3 separate regions of the Homo sapiens genome follow, and all the other regions are linked to region 1. A link is a contact called in ENCODE Hi-C data. All regions are on one chromosome and are shown on one strand. The core of a region is the stretch at or near the end of the contact, and the rest is flanking DNA. Distances in the headings are between cores, read along the strand shown.

What was found. A loop is a pair of places that touch in the nucleus more often than their neighbours do. Pooled maps may share reads with other maps.
Region 2: a pooled map shows a loop between it and region 1 (11-fold over the local background). The contact joins the promoter of MBIP here to the promoter of G2E3 in region 1. A Hi-C loop is called at or near these places in 7 of 50 pooled maps.
Region 3: a pooled map shows a loop between it and region 1 (6-fold over the local background). The contact joins the promoter of RALGAPA1 here to the promoter of G2E3 in region 1. A Hi-C loop is called at or near these places in 3 of 50 pooled maps.

What each region holds. Positions count from the first base shown.
Region 1 is chr14:30,556,378-30,561,485 of GRCh38, reverse strand. G2E3 (G2/M-phase specific E3 ubiquitin protein ligase) reads right to left here and starts at 2,328. Exons shown (of 15, transcript NM_017769.5): 1 at 2,214-2,328. It overlaps G2E3-AS1 (G2E3 antisense RNA 1), which reads left to right. Exons shown (of 4, transcript NR_151720.1): 3 at 651-749. RefSeq lists an enhancer at 2,473-2,662.
Region 2 is chr14:36,318,438-36,323,545 of GRCh38, reverse strand. It overlaps MBIP (MAP3K12 binding inhibitory protein 1), which reads left to right and starts at 2,909. Exons shown (of 9, transcript NM_016586.3): 1 at 2,909-3,086. The coding sequence starts at 2,958. RefSeq lists enhancers at 2,511-2,560, 2,961-3,220.
Region 3 is chr14:35,806,151-35,811,258 of GRCh38, reverse strand. It overlaps RALGAPA1 (Ral GTPase activating protein catalytic subunit alpha 1), which reads left to right and starts at 1,964. Exons shown (of 42, transcript NM_001346249.2): 1 at 1,964-2,529. The coding sequence starts at 2,424. RefSeq lists enhancers at 1,818-1,917, 1,754-2,314 and a silencer at 1,998-2,237.

The sequences.
Region 1 (5,108 bases), core at 1,079-3,578:
GAAGTTGGTACCAGACTCTGAAGGGCTCTGTAAATAAAAAGCAAAGCTAAGAAATTTGAATTATATATGGTAGACAATGAGAAGCCATCAGAGATACTTATGGAGCAACATCTGGAGGGAGACTGAAGAGAGGCAAGAAATATTACTTTTTTAAAAAAGCATAAACTTTTGAGTTAAATCTAATTTCCGACTTCAGTTCCAACGTGTTACTAGTTGTGTGAGAACAAATTACCGAGCCCCTCTTAGCCTGTTTTCTTATTTGAAGATAGTAACTACCTCAGCGATATTGTAAAGATTAATGAGAGAATGTATGTGATGCGGTTTTTACAGTTTAGTAACTCAATGTAATTGGAGACTTATGTATCATTTGCTATGTGGCACACACTATTTTAAGGTCTTTGTATATATTAACTCATTCAATCCTCACAATAATCCTACAAAGTAGGTAACCTCATCATACGGTAGAGGGAAATGAAGCAGAGAGGTTAAACAGCTTGCCCAGGGTCACCTAGCTATCAAGTGGTGGAGATGGGCTTCAAACCAAGGCAATCTGGCCCCAGTTCCATGTCTTTAATCAACACATTATAATGCCTTTCTAGGAAAGATCAAATCAGTGTTTTGAAAACTCACAGTATTTTCTAACCTTTCAGTTAAATATGCAGACTGTTCAATGCCATCCTCCAGACCTACTGATTCAGAATCTGAGATCTGAAGTGCAGGAATCAGCATTGTTGAACAAATCCTTCAAGGTAGTGTATACACAATAAATTCTGAAACTCACTGATTTAAGAAAGAGCAAAAATCCAATGAAAATAATTCAGGTAGAAAAAAATAAAGAGATTAGGATATAGCGATCAATTTTTAAAAATTACCATTTGTTGACAGCACATATGAAATGAGCAGAAAGGCTTAGAGAAGTATAGCCAATGTCTCTGTTACAAAGACACTATATGAAAAATGCTCATATTTTAACTATCCTAAACACCGAGTATTTAAGTCTATTCTTCCTGGCTAACACTTAAAAGTTCAATAGCAGGAAGAATGGGGGTGCTGGAATAGCCAGCACTGGATGAAGGAATGTTTTTATTCTGATTATTATGAAGTCCTACTTTTAAAAATATATTTATACATTTAAATGGTACAATATCCTGGTGTTAAAACCTTAAAAGGAACTTAAAATATCTTTTCGTATTAAGCTACACAAAACTGACGATTTTTAATAAAGATGTAAAACTTGTACACATTTAAAGTTCCCATTTATAGTTTACATTTATGGCACACTTTTAAACCATTCCAGAAGGCATGACTTTACTACTGGGTTAGACAGAGTTCCATATTTCAGATAGTTCATCATTAAAAATTAAAAAAAAAAAAGCCCAAAACAATAAAACCCAAAGAAACAGATGCTCAAAGCATTAGTGGATTACTTCCAAAAAGACTCCATAATAACCCAGTTGGCCAATGAATGAGGGAGGCGAAAAGGCAGGGCGGTGGAACTAAACCTTATCCCTATTGTTTGCAAACTAAGACCCTAGTTAATCACCACCGCTGTTACCACAGCCGGTTTAAATAGGAGTCTCGGATTTTTGCGGTACATGAAAAATGTCAACCGTGAAAGAAAAATATCCGGGTTTTAAATACAAAGGACACTCGAATTTCAGTTTAAATCCCACTCAGGCATTTCAAAGACTGTCACTTCCCTGCAGTCCAGAGTTAATCAAGGTTGCCCGGGTATCTCTCTCAGGAGGAACGCGGAGCCACGTAGAGCATCTTTTCATTCTAAACCCGCCCCAACCTTCCATCTTTCATTAAAAGAGATTTGTTTAAACGTGGCAACGCCTTCACAGTGAGATTTAACTACTGTTAAAATTTCAGCATTCGAGCCGAATTGGTGGAAATAATAAACTACGGGTTTAAAAAAAGCCACGGAGGATGCGTATAAACAAGGTTTACTCGCGGGGGACCGGCAGGGCCTCCGAATCCTCAACACTGAGAGCTGGCTGGCGTGCGCAACCGTCGAGAGCGCTGGTCCAGCAAACGCCCCCAGTGCCCCGAATTCCCTTAGTCTCCAGGCCGGGCCCCAGCACCAGACGTCCCCAAAAGCACTGCGAGGCCCCGGCTGCGACGTCCGGCCTCCTGACACCCTCTCCCACCCCACGGTCCTGCTTCTCTCTCTGGAACGTTCTGCGTCTTCCCGTTCCCCATTTACTCACCAAGGAGAGCTGGGCAGAAGTTCCAGAGCCTCAGTGCCACTTTTCCCGGCCCGCTGTACGTCGGGGCACGCCGACCGCGAGCAGCCACATTCAACGGCCCACAGGATTCAAATTCGTCCACTTCCGCTCGCAAACCCGGAAAGAGCGGTCGGCCCCGCCCTCGAGGGGTGGGACCCGCGGAGGCGCTGGCTGTGGGGAAGGGCCCGTGTGCTCCCGCCCTTCTGGCGCTCCTGCGCTGCTGCTCGGTGCTAACCTGGCTGTGTCGCCTTCGCTTGTTTGTTTTGTCGGGTCTCTCTCCCTATTTAGGAGCTCAGAAAAACTCCGGGCGCGGGGTCATTGTTTCCGCCTATTTGCTCTTGAGGGGATCCTCTTTTTTCCAAAATGGACAGAGATGTGCTGAAGTTTCGTCACCTTCGAGGAATGGGGCGAATGAAAGCACGAACGGAGGCAGGAGGGTTTTATCTTTCCCTTCATCCTCGAGGAAACAGCAGCAGCAGCAAGAAGGAAAAAAACAAACCCTCCAAGTACTTAGTGCAGCCTTTCCTGGGCCTCTCAGTCCTATCCCGGCACAGTCAGGGCTTTTAATTTATTTCTGTCCTGGGTTTAGGGAAAACAAAAAGCCAAGTTCACCCGTATTCAGCCAAAAGTTGAAAATAAGTGGTCGGACCAATTCCTGGTCTCAAATAAACTATTTGATGGTGTTAGAAGGCAATAAATTTTATTTCCCCCCTCAGATAAGGGCTCACTTTACGAGATTATTAAGTATTGTCCCGTGAGATTATTGAAACAACAGTATCTTTTCCTTTATCGAGGACCACAGTATGTCTTTGATCCAAAACGTCTTAAGCTTCTGAAGAGACATCTGGGAGCTTCCAGAAACTAAAGGAAGGACTGGAAATGCTAGGGGGTGAGGGGCGCTAAATAACTCTGACCTTTATGGCTGTGATTGATGTTGCCACCAGATCATCCTCACATCTAATAACATTGAATTACCTAAACGGATCAGTACAAACCAAACCATGACAGCATACCTTTAGCCTTTGTCAAAAATACAGTTTGAGGGCCGGGCGCGGTGGCTCACGCCTGTAATCCCAGCACTTTGGTAGGCCGAGGCGGGTGGATCACGAGGTCAGGAGATCGAGACCATCCTGGCTAACATGGTGAAACCCCGTCTCTACTAAATGTACAAAAAATTAGCTGGGCGTGATGGCAGGCGCCTGTAGTCCCAGCTACTCGGGAGGCTGAGGCAGGAGAATGGTGTGAACCCGGGAGACGGAGCTTGCAGTGAGCAGAAATTGCGCCACTGCACTCCAGCCTGGGCGACAGAGCGAGGCTCTGTCTCAAAAAAAAAAAAAAAAAAAAAAAAAAAATACAGTTTGAAAGGTTTACTAGATTTCTGAGAACCTATGCTACAGGTAATCTGACACAGGGGGTGTGTAAAGCTATTAACTGATGTACTGTTTTTAACAGTGGAAGATAGAAAATAATCTGTGTCTACAAATAAGGAAGGGGTTAAATACATGTAAGTTATGATACTTTAGCATCTGATATACTGACGCTGCGGGCACTAAAAGTAATGAAGTAGATCAGCGGGTACTGAAATGAAATACTGAAAAAGTTTAAGAAGGACTGTAGTATCCTTGTTTGAAAGTATGTGTGTGTATATGGTATACAAAGTTTTGGGATGGATACCTAAGCTGTAAACATCTCTGGGAGCGGGCTGGTAAATAAGAGTAGGAAGAGATGGAGAACTTTTACCTTTCACTTTATCACCAGTTGAATTTTTAAGATAATAAACTTTTTTTTTAATTTTGCAATTTTGTTCTTTAAGGAAGATTGCTAGAAATTGAATACATTCTAGATACAAAATCAGGTTTAATGAGCGTATAAATTTCTAATGTTTGGATAGTCTATGTCCATTCATTCATTCAACAGTTCTTTCTACAATTACATATAATGATTTGACCACACATTTTGTCATTCATGATATAGTGTATTATTTTATGTTTACATATCTAATATGACCCCGTTAAATATATTGCTCCTTGAAGTTTCTTGAAGGCAGAAACTATGTTATATATTTTCCTATGTCTTTCATAATTCTTGGCACCTTCCCACCATTCTTATCCTTCACAGGAATTAAATTCTCAAGTTGACCTGTATACAAAAGTTAAAAATGCCCTGGAAAAGCCACCCAAAAGATTATATATATATATATGATTTTCTTTATACAACTCTATGAGCAAGGTTTTGTGTTTTTTTTTTTTTTTTTCAGTTTGTCCCCTGAGTTCTCCTTGGTCAGTTCTTCTCTACAACCCTTAATTAATTCTTCAATTTCTTCCGCTAAAATGTTGTCAAAGTCATTATCACCCCGCAGCCTGGCCATCACTTGGAATAATGAGATTCAGTTCTCATCAGTGGTGGAGAGCCCTGTAAAGTCATTCACATTTTTTTCCATAAGATTAGCCAGGCTTAATTGTATTAATTGTCTAGGGTTGGTGTTCACTGAATGGACTATCTGGTTATCTGTACTAATTAAAATGTTGTTCTTTTTTTTTCACCCAGAGTGAGTATAGGTGATTTTGAATACAAACAATATTCAAGTAATGTTACAGCATTTTGTGAACAAAAAAGATCTTCAATAAATACCCACTGACTAAATCAAAGAGCCTGAGTACATACAACTTAAGGACTTCTTTGAGACGGAGTCTCTCTCTGTCGCCCAGGCTGGAATGCAGTGGCGTGATCTCTGCTCACTGCAAGCTCCGCCTCCTGAGTTTATGCCATTCTCCTGCCTCAGCCTCCCAAAGTGCTGGGATTACAGGCGTGAGCCACCGCGCCCGGCCACAATTTAAGGACTTTTGAAAGAAAATATTCATTGCAGGACGTACTTAA
Region 2 (5,108 bases), core at 1,660-4,159, 5.8 Mb before region 1:
ACTGGAGTTTGAAAATGGAAAAGGAGTTTCTCAAGCAGACAACAGGCACTGGGTAAAAATCAAAGCATGGAGGCAAGAAATAGTAAAGTGTTGAAGACATAAAAGCAGTTTCAGAAGCACTAAGCACCAGATGGTTTGTGGCAGAAAATGAGGCTGGAAATTTAGGCAAAGGCCACATCATAAGAGCCTTCATGTCATTCTAAAGAACTTGGACTTATGCAGCAGGTGATGGGGAGACAGGGACGACAAATACCATTTATTTTACTTTTTCTGCATTGAAATAAAATCTGTATTATCATATATGCAACAAACATCAGTTGAGCCCTTCTAATACCTCAGGTATTTTGCTGGGAACTGGGTTATTCAATAGAGTTATGCCATTAAAGCTCACCATAAAAGACATTTTTGTTGATAAGGTAAATAGCCTAGATTTCATTTATAGTCTCTATCCTCCCAATTGATTCTTGGCATAAGCCTGCTGGACAGTATTTCTAACTCTGTTGCTAACGCGAACACCAACACTTTGAATCATTTCTGCCAGGCAGCAGATTTTTCAGCAACCCACTTTATAAACTGTAATTAGTTTTCCATAAAGAGCAAATTATTCCCTTTATTCCCTTTCTAAATTTCATAGCGCATATTATACTTTTGTTATACATACATACACACATACAATATCTACAAATTTCTATTTTGAGTTGGCCCAAAGGAATCCAAATCTTTTCAGGCTACAAACTCTTCTATTTAAAATAGAATTTTCTATTATAAAATAAGAAAATGAGAAAAATTTCCAAAATGAAGGTAATAGGCATCAAGAAGAGTAAGAAAGGTCCTTAGAAAGAAGAAAGAATGCACAAAAGAGTTAACAAATTTTAAGTACTACTGGTTGAGTATCCCTTATCTGAACTACTTGGGACCAGAAGTGTCTCAGATTTCGGATTTTTTTTAGATTTTGGAATATTTGCATATATATAATAAGCTATCTTGGGGATGGGACCCAAATCTAAACACAAAATTCATTTATGTTTCATGTATACTTTATACACATAACTTGAAGGTAATTTTATATAATGTTTTAAATAATTCTGTGCATGAAACAAAGTTTTGACTACATTTTAACTGTGACCTGTTATGTCGGATCAGGTGTGAAATTTTCCACTTGTGGTACTGGCACTCAAAAAGTTTCAAATTTTGGATCATTTTGGATTTTGAATTTTCAGATTAGGAATGCTCAACCTGTACCTAAGTAAAGAATACTAAGATACAAGTGCAGGTCTGGATATCAAATCACAGAATTACATGGAGAAGCAATACACAGATCAAATGGCCATCAGTTAATTCTGTATTAGAGGCTCAAAAGAACAAGTAAAACTTGAAAATTCAAAATCAATGATGGCAAAGAAAGGAATAGCAGCACCTTGTTAAAGACAACATTTTTTAAATATACAAAGCATATTCCCAAATGTGTTGCATATCAGTGTTCTCCATATTTGAAAAAATATGAAACACCTCAATGAAAACAAATGATCTGAAACTGATTGCTAATTTGGTACAAAACAAAAACTTACAGTTACCCCATTACCATGCTTGAATAAGAAGGTTGCTCAATTTGAGACTGGACATTGTGAAGTATTTTTCTGCCTGTAGAAATAGGCTGGAATGTCAGTTGTATATCTTGCTGCCAACAAGGGAACAGAAAAGATTTCCCAAGATTCTGTCAAGCCTGGTGATCCCATTTGTCTTTGGAAATGAAAGCCTAATTAAGAGACTCCCTAGGGACAGGTCAAAGGAGTTTTTATCCCCATCGTCCTTATCTTAGTTCCTTGATGCATTAGTCCTTCCCTTTAATTTAGTCTACCCTAAAACTAAAGAATACACATTGTGCAAGTTTCCACCTTTGCTTTCTCTACTGTAAATGCATTAGACTATTAACAGAATTACGAGTTTTAAATCCCACCTTCCTTATCTCTAAGCTGATGTTGATTTCTTAAAGTGTTTTTGAATAAAGCTTAACACTAAAAATTATTGTAATACTTTAATTGGATAACACTTTTTAAAAATATCGGAGTCTGACTAAAAGATTACAAAACCCCACAAACATCGTTATAATAAAGCTATTATGATAAATAATACTTTGTAAAATTTGAATTCGGTTTTATGTCCTAATTTCAAAGATTGTGGTTGCATGATATTATTTATCCAGGTTAAATTCCTGTTGGAATTATATTGACAGTGTTTCATTTCTTTGAAACAATTTTAGGGTTAAGCGTCTCTACAGTTAAAACAGAGAATATCAACTGTAGTCCCAGTTACTCAGGAGGCTGAGGCAGGAGAACCGCTTGAACCTGGGAGGCGGAGGTTGCAGTGAGCCGAGGTAGTGCCACTGCACTCCAGTCTGGGCGACAGAGTGAGACTCTGTCTCCAAAACAACAACAACAAACTTGAAGAGATGAAAATGTTCTATCCAATCATGATAATTCCGTGTGAGTTTTCCAATGTTTAGAAACACGTGTGGGCACCACTCCATCCCTGACCAGCAAGCTTCCTCCAGACCCACTCCACACCGCCATGTTAAAATGTCAACTTTTACTTTTTGGACTCAAACTACAAAATTTAACTATGTCTCCTCTTACCAAGATTCACAATGAACACCTAGGAGTCAAGGTAGGCTTCATAACGCTAAAGAGACCACGACTCTAATGACCACCCCAAACACAGCATTCCAGCCTAGCTGTGGTCTGCAATTACCCACTTCAGAGCCTCGGCGCAATGTCACAGCTGCAACTGATTGGTGTAACGTGCTTGTCATTCACATAGAGAGGGTGGGGCCTCAAAGCCCGATCTAAACCAGACTCCGTGTCTTACGTCATCGCCAAGCGACTAAAGCTGGAAGGGAGGGGGCGGGGTTGTGAGCAAATCTTGGTGGTGGTGGTGGTGGGGCGGCCTGAGAAGATATCATGGCTGCTGCCACGGAGCTTAATCGCCCGAGCAGCGGTGACAGGAACCTGGAGCGAAGATGCAGACCCAACCTCTCCCGAGAGGTGCTCTACGAAATCTTTCGCTCCCTACACACCCTGGTTGGACAGGTGAGAGGTGGCCTGAGGGACTGGGAATATGGAAACCATCCGGTCCCTCCTCGCCATTCTTTTTCTCTAGCAGAGGCCGGGGGCAGCTAGGCCTGCAGAGGTGTGGGATGCGGTCCCGAAGCCGAGGTGTGGAAGGAGCCCGGGCCCAGCCTCCTCGGTCGGAGTGAGGAGGACGGCGGTACCGGTTGCAGAGTCGTTTACCTTGCAGCTGTCCTCCCCAAGAGTGGGTGAGGTTGGCCTAAGTGAAAACCCGGCTCCGAGAGAGGCAGGCTTGGAGAGAATGAATGTGGAAAAGCTTCACTGCGAGTTTAGGAGGCGCTTAGCGTTCAGGGTCCTTTTTCCTCCAACTTACTCTTTATGGGAATTGGTTGGTCAGTAGGCCTGAGATTTATAGAAAAGCGCGCGCTTATTAGCTTTTTTTGGTGGGGGAGGGAGTAATTTGTTCTTATGAGTTACTTGGTTTTGTTTATTTCTTTTTTCCTTCGGGCTGTTTTGCGCATCTATAATCCTTTCAAATGGGGAGAAAAGTAAAAGGAATTCATTTAAAATACTTCTAGCGTAAAATGCTGTTGGCGTTAGAACTGTCGTTATTTAACTATTAACTAGTTTAACTGGCTGATAAATCGCTTTTGCAGAAATGTCATAGTAAAATTGGTTTTAAATTGAAATGGGCTTCTTCGATCAAGTCACTGTTTCGTTTCATGGTGTAAAATTCAAGTTTTAAATGAGAAACAATTTAAAAGTATGCTTGTTTACCTGCCTTTTAAAAGGAAATATTTTCTATCTTACATAGACCATTTTCTAGCCGTAAAAGTTTGTTTTGGGGCTGGTACTAGCGCAAGTGGACAAAGCAGGCATTTGTGTCAAAGATAATGGTAAATTCCTATGAAAATAGAACATTTGTCTGATTTGTGAAAATTATTTTTAAAGCCTTGAGTAGATGGAGAATCAGTCTTTTAAGAAGTTACTATTTTTAAAAATCGTAGTATGTTGTGTCTTACAAAGAACATTACTGTAAGTTAAACGGTTTTATGAAATGACGCAGTTATTAATGGAGTCTGCTTAAAGATATAACTTTTAAATTCAGTTGTTTGCCAAGTACTTACCAAAAACATTTTTTAAAGACTTGGGGTGTTTTGTTATTAACATTCCATTCTTAAGACCCAAGACGTTTAAATGGTTTAAAAGTTAGAGAACTTTTTATGGCGACGTTGGAACTTAAGTTTATTTATTTTATAATGTCAAGATGAAAAAAGTTTATTCTCACCTGTTAACAGAAGATGGAATATTTTTAAAAAATACTGAGCAATGATTTAAACATTTCTTTTGAAATATTTTGCATACTGAATTTTTCAAACTCATTAGAAAATTTTAAACATTCAAGTACTGTACAAGTAAAGAAGTGATTACAATTTACTTATGTCACCTGTCAAAAATGTTCACAGTAAATATTTGGTTACTTTACCATGACACAGTGAAGGGACCTCCTATACAAGTGTCAAAAATATGATTGTTTCATCAATTAAATACAAACTGTTTTCATAATACTCTATATTTTGAGAAGTGTTAAGAGTGAAAATTAGAGTTCCATACTTATAAAATTGCCCCCAGAGAAATCAGTATTTTCTTTTGCAACCACTTTAAAGGATATTTAGAATGTATGTTGTAACATGCCTAACTTCATCCTGTGTCATCCCTAAGTATCGTTGTATTATTAGATCTCCTCAGTAGGAAACATAAAACTGAATGTTAAAAATAATTTTTTACTTAAGATCACAAAATTTACTAATTTTAACCTTTTTGCTTGCCTCTGGATGGTCCATCTTACCAAGCTAAACAATTATTTATTTTTAGCTTGGATTTTTGTATTAATTTAGTAAAGTTTTTACTGAAAATATATATTTAAATAGTCTATATTAATAGCAGACTAATAGAGATTTTCGAGTGAGTGGTTTACTCTTCCAAGTTCTGTAGGGCAAAATGCATAGAGTTCATATTACTAATAATGAATTTGTTGAATGA
Region 3 (5,108 bases), core at 715-3,214, 5.3 Mb before region 1:
ATACCAGCCATATAATTATTTTTAACGATATGTTACATTTTTATTCTCTAAAATTATGTCACTCATTTGCCAAACATTTACTGAGTACTTGCGCAAGAGAAAGGAAGGGACAGTGACATTCGTTCTTCTATTCGACACAGATTTATTGAGCCTATCTTGCAAAGAGCACTTTGCAAGAAGACTGGGATACAACTTTAGACAATCTATACAGTCTCTGTCCTCAGGGAGTTTACAGTCTCATGAAAGAGAGAATCTGTAAACAGTTACACAAATTACTGTATTTAAATTCTATGAAGGAAAGGAATGTTATGAGATGTGTCATTATAGATGTAACTTTCAATACTTTTCTCACCTAATTATCACAATCACTGATGTAGTTTACAAATGAGGAAAATCAGGCTGAGACTGAACTACATGCCAAGGGCCCGAGAGCAAGTAAGTCCTTGCAAGTGAAAAACAGAATGTCTAATTTAGGTCTATGTAATTCTAAAGATCATGCTTGAAAACATTGTATTATTGCCTAAATTTCACGAAACTGTGAGGGACAGACCTTATTTTGATTTTATTAATAAGAAAACTGATGCTGAGAGGAACTAGAACTAAAATCTCTTGAACAATCCCCTTATTTTTCTATTATGTTATAAGCTTCCTCAAAACATGTATGGCTTGTAAGTTTGATGATACAAACAAACCCTACATGTAGAAACTGAATAAATTTTTTGTACTTTAAAAAATATAGGATTGTTGTTGAAACAAACTACCATTAAGCAAAGCACTATATTTTAACATAATTTTGGCAAATGTCTTACATCTCTCTTCTTTGCTGATTTTGTTATTTTTCTATGTTAATCACATATTTCATTGGACAAGTCTATTGCTATGGGTGAGAACATAGAAGGAAACAGTTCAAACAAGCAAACTCACTCTTTATCAAATTATTTTGTGGAGGAAATGTTCCTGGCCAGGCGCAGTGGCCTCACGCCTGTAATCCCAGCAGTTTGGTAGGCTGAGGCGGGCGGATCACTTGAGTCTAGGAGTTTTAGACCAGTTTGGGCAAAATGGCGAAACCCCGTCTCTACAAAAAACACAAAAATTAGCTGGATGTGGTGGCGCGCACCTGTGGTCCCAGCTACTCGGTAGGCTGAGGTGGGAGCATCACCTGAGCCTGGGAGTTCGAGGCTTCAGTGAGCTGAGATCACACCACTGCACTTCTGCCTGGGACACAGAGACCCTGTCTGGAAAGAAAAGGAAAAAGGAAAAAAAAAAAAAGGGTTCCAATAAAAATTTCAATTTATGTCATTCAGAATTTCACGGATTTTTTTCAGCTATTGCAGATTCTTCAGATGACTCCATCAATGTAATAAGAACCTTGAATTCTTCTTTGCAGAGGAAAAACTGACAATATATTCATCTTTATGTGGGGTGCAGATGGGGAAAAGATTTTTAAAAGCACAATAGAAAAGGAAAGCAAGATTACTTTTATTTAAAAAACCTAGATACCTCTGCTTAAGCCTTTCTGTTGTCAAGTTGTTTGCAGCAAAAAACAGGGATATTGCAAATAGAAAAAATATGAAAGAAATCACATACATAGTGCAGGAAATATTATTAGTAATAGATTTAGGACAGAATAAATTGCCCAACTGTAACTTCGTTTATCTTTCTGCTAGAGGATCTGGTGGCCACAACAACTTATGCACATTTTCAAAGATAAATCATGGACATATTTAATAAAGATTACTTCTCTTTGCTTATTACTATCATTTGGCTTACAATGGAGCACGCAGTAACTACCTTCCTTGCCTTTCTTGAGATTCTCCTTTGGCTGCTTACACAGGAAACCAAGGCGGGGAGTGCCACGGGTGATCTCATGCTGGCATGACGTCAAGAACTCTTGACGTCAGAAGGCGGTTGCCACGGACACCGTTCGCCACCGACGGCAGAGTCGTGAAACCCCATCACTACCACACTCGTCTCCGTTTCGGCCTCTGCAGGGTGTAAGCTGCTAAAGAAGCTTCAACCTTAAGGGGGCCTCAGGGAGAGAGTTGTGCTCCTGCCGCCGAGAGCTCCACCTTCGTGGCTCTGGGTCCGGGGCCCCGGCCTGTGGCGGCGAGCGGCGGCCGCTGGAGACGAGCGGCGGCGGCAGGCGGCCAGCCCGGGTCTGCCTCGCTCCGTGCAGGGCCGGGAGAGGGATCCGCCATATTGGAGCTGGGGCCGAAGGTGCCTTGGAGCCGCGGCGCGAGGCGGGTGGAGGTGGCGGCCCTGGCCTGGATCGGGAAGGAGTCGGCTCTGCCCTGGCCCGCAAGGCTGGGGAGCTAATGAGCCTCTCTGGCTAGTCTCCTCCCCGTCCACTCCCTCCACTTTCTGCCGCCGGGACCCGGCTGGGAGCCGGCTGTGGCAGTGGCAGTGGCAGTGGCAGCGACAGGATGTTCTCCAAGAAGCCGCACGGGGACGTGAAGAAGTCCACCCAGAAGGTGCTAGACACCAAGAAGGACGCACTGACTCGCCTCAAGCACCTGCGCATCGTCATCGGTGAGGAGCGAGGGGTGGCAGCGCCGAGGCCTGGGTTGCCCGGCCTTCCCTCTCCTGGGAGCCCCTGCGGACTCTCTCTCGGGACCTGGCGCGGTGCAGGAGAGGGCAAATCGTAGCCTCTGCGGAGACGCGGGAGGGTGAATAATTCGGAGAAGCGAAAACTTGGCAGTTGGCAGCACTGATTACTGTTAACACAGTAATCTAATTTTGAGTTAATAGTCTGAACTTATTTTTTAAAATTGGTATTACTCTAAAAACTTAGATCTTTAAGACTTTGTGGGGAGACCTGGCGTTGTGGATAATGGTGTTTATAGGATATGTTTGCCAGATGACTACTGCCAACCCCACCCAAGTAAAAAGAAAAATAAAATCCTCTCTCAGACAATATAAACCTTAATCTTTCAAGTTTCTTGGCAGATGAAGACAAGGAGGTAGCAGTTACACCTCTTTGGGAAGTGGGCGGTTCCCAAAAAGCTGTGGGAAGGAGCCCCGCCCTTTTGTTAATGCACCTTGTTCATCACTAGTCATTTAGAGGGAGAACTATTATAGGTAGTTTAACTCATCCTTTGCTTCTCGAGAATTGTATATAATTCTATTTTTAATTAAAAATATTTTTTTTATCGTCTGCCCTTAAGTTCTGTTTTGCTGGTAGACCAAACAGTGCTCTAAGTTTTGAATATAATGTTAATCGACTCTTTTGAATACTTAGTCATTTGGTAGGCTGATAAAGGCTGTAATAATACTTATGGAACATCTGGTCCAGTAGTTGGATTTTTTAGATGAAGACATTTGAGATGAAAAGGAAAATTATTTCGCCTGTGTTGATACTTAGAGTTAATGGTGGAACTGGCTGAAGAAGATGCATTCATCCAGATGCCTGAATCCTAGTTCAGAGTTTATCTCGAGCTGTCCTCCTGATGCGTATTTGTTTTGGAAAGTGATGTTTATTTAGTGAAAAAAGTAAGTCCCTTATTTGAGGTACATGTTTCTCTAGTCTATTGTTTACTCATACCACCAGGATACCACCAATATTACCCAACATTTCTATGATGCTTTACTGTTTACAGTGATTTCACGTAAATTATGATAATCCTTGCAATAACTCTATAGGTAGATGATATTATTCTCCATTTTTTACCAACAAAAAAGCTGAAGTTTGGGAACATCGAGTAGTCAGCCAGCTACCAGGAGGCTGAGTCAGAATTGGAACCCAGATTTTGTGTCTCTAGTTTGTTTTTTTACTCTTTCTACATTTATGACAGCTAATCTTTGTCACAAGTAAATTGTATTTATTCCAGTGGAGTAGTAAGAAAGCAGTTAATCCAGTTTAGCGCTATAAAAAGCTCAGTTTTCAAGAAAATGTAAAGCTTCTAAATATAGTGGAGATTGTGATCTTTTTGTTTTCATTCTTCTTGAGAGTTAAGCCATTGAAATAAAGATTTAGCCGAGAATAGGACACAGTAAGTTAATGTGTGAATGCAGGCGAGGGATTCACAGGTAATGGCAGTTTGAAATTGAACACTTAATGGAGCTTGACACCTACTTGGGATAAGCTGTAGGTTAGGTAATGACACAGCTATAAAGTTGAGTTCCAATAAAGTATCGAGATTTCCTAAATTAAAGGCCATACTTTATTTATAGACTGGTTAAGGAATTATTTATATATACTTTTTTGGCATAGAGTTTTTTTCCATCTGGCAGACATGGAAAATTAAAAGGTAAATTAAGAGAGAGGTCACACATATAAGGCATTTTGTAGGACTTAGCTTGCTTGGTTTGAAAACAAAACAAAACAAAAACAAGTCTTTTATTGTTGTCGTTATTTTGTTTGAAATACAGTTAATGTAATTTCTAAGAAAATGAATGAGAGAAAGTAGAATGACAAAAACTAGTGTCTTTTAGAGGTCTGCCAATCAGGTATTTGATTTTGCAGATGGAAAATCCTTTCTGGAAGTAGGTGCGGGCTTTAAATAAGGTAAACACAATGAGGAAACTAGTTTGCAGAGTAATTGGGCATTGCCAGTTACACAGGCTTTTGATTTTTGTTTGGTCCCATAGTTCATAGTTCATATGGGACCAAACAGAACTGCCATTCACTCAGGGTACTTATGGGAGGATTCAGTGCATCTATATGTATGAGAACATAATCATAATTTAAACATCCGCTGTAAACTTTTTTCCTGGCATGTGTTCCCACTGTAGGACAATCCAAGTTAAATTTATAGAACTTGACTCTGAAGATTTAGATTTAAATCTGGTATGTTTATTGATACTGTTGCATAATTGATTTGTAAAAACTAGAAGTCAGGGTTTTCTTAAAACAGAAAAAAAAGCCTTGTCTGATTTCTAAAGCTGTTATCCTTTCTACCTACCCCCTCCCCCCCATTTTACAACTAATGGTAATGATATTATAAATTAGCACATGTAAATTGGCTAACATAATGCTTGGCATATAGTGGGTATTGACTTAGTGTTAGTTTTGTTCTACTTTACAGCTAACAGTTCAGTCCTCTTGATATAAAAATAAAAAGTGCTTATTTAGCTAAAAATATTTATTGTTAAATAATTCTGACAGCTTT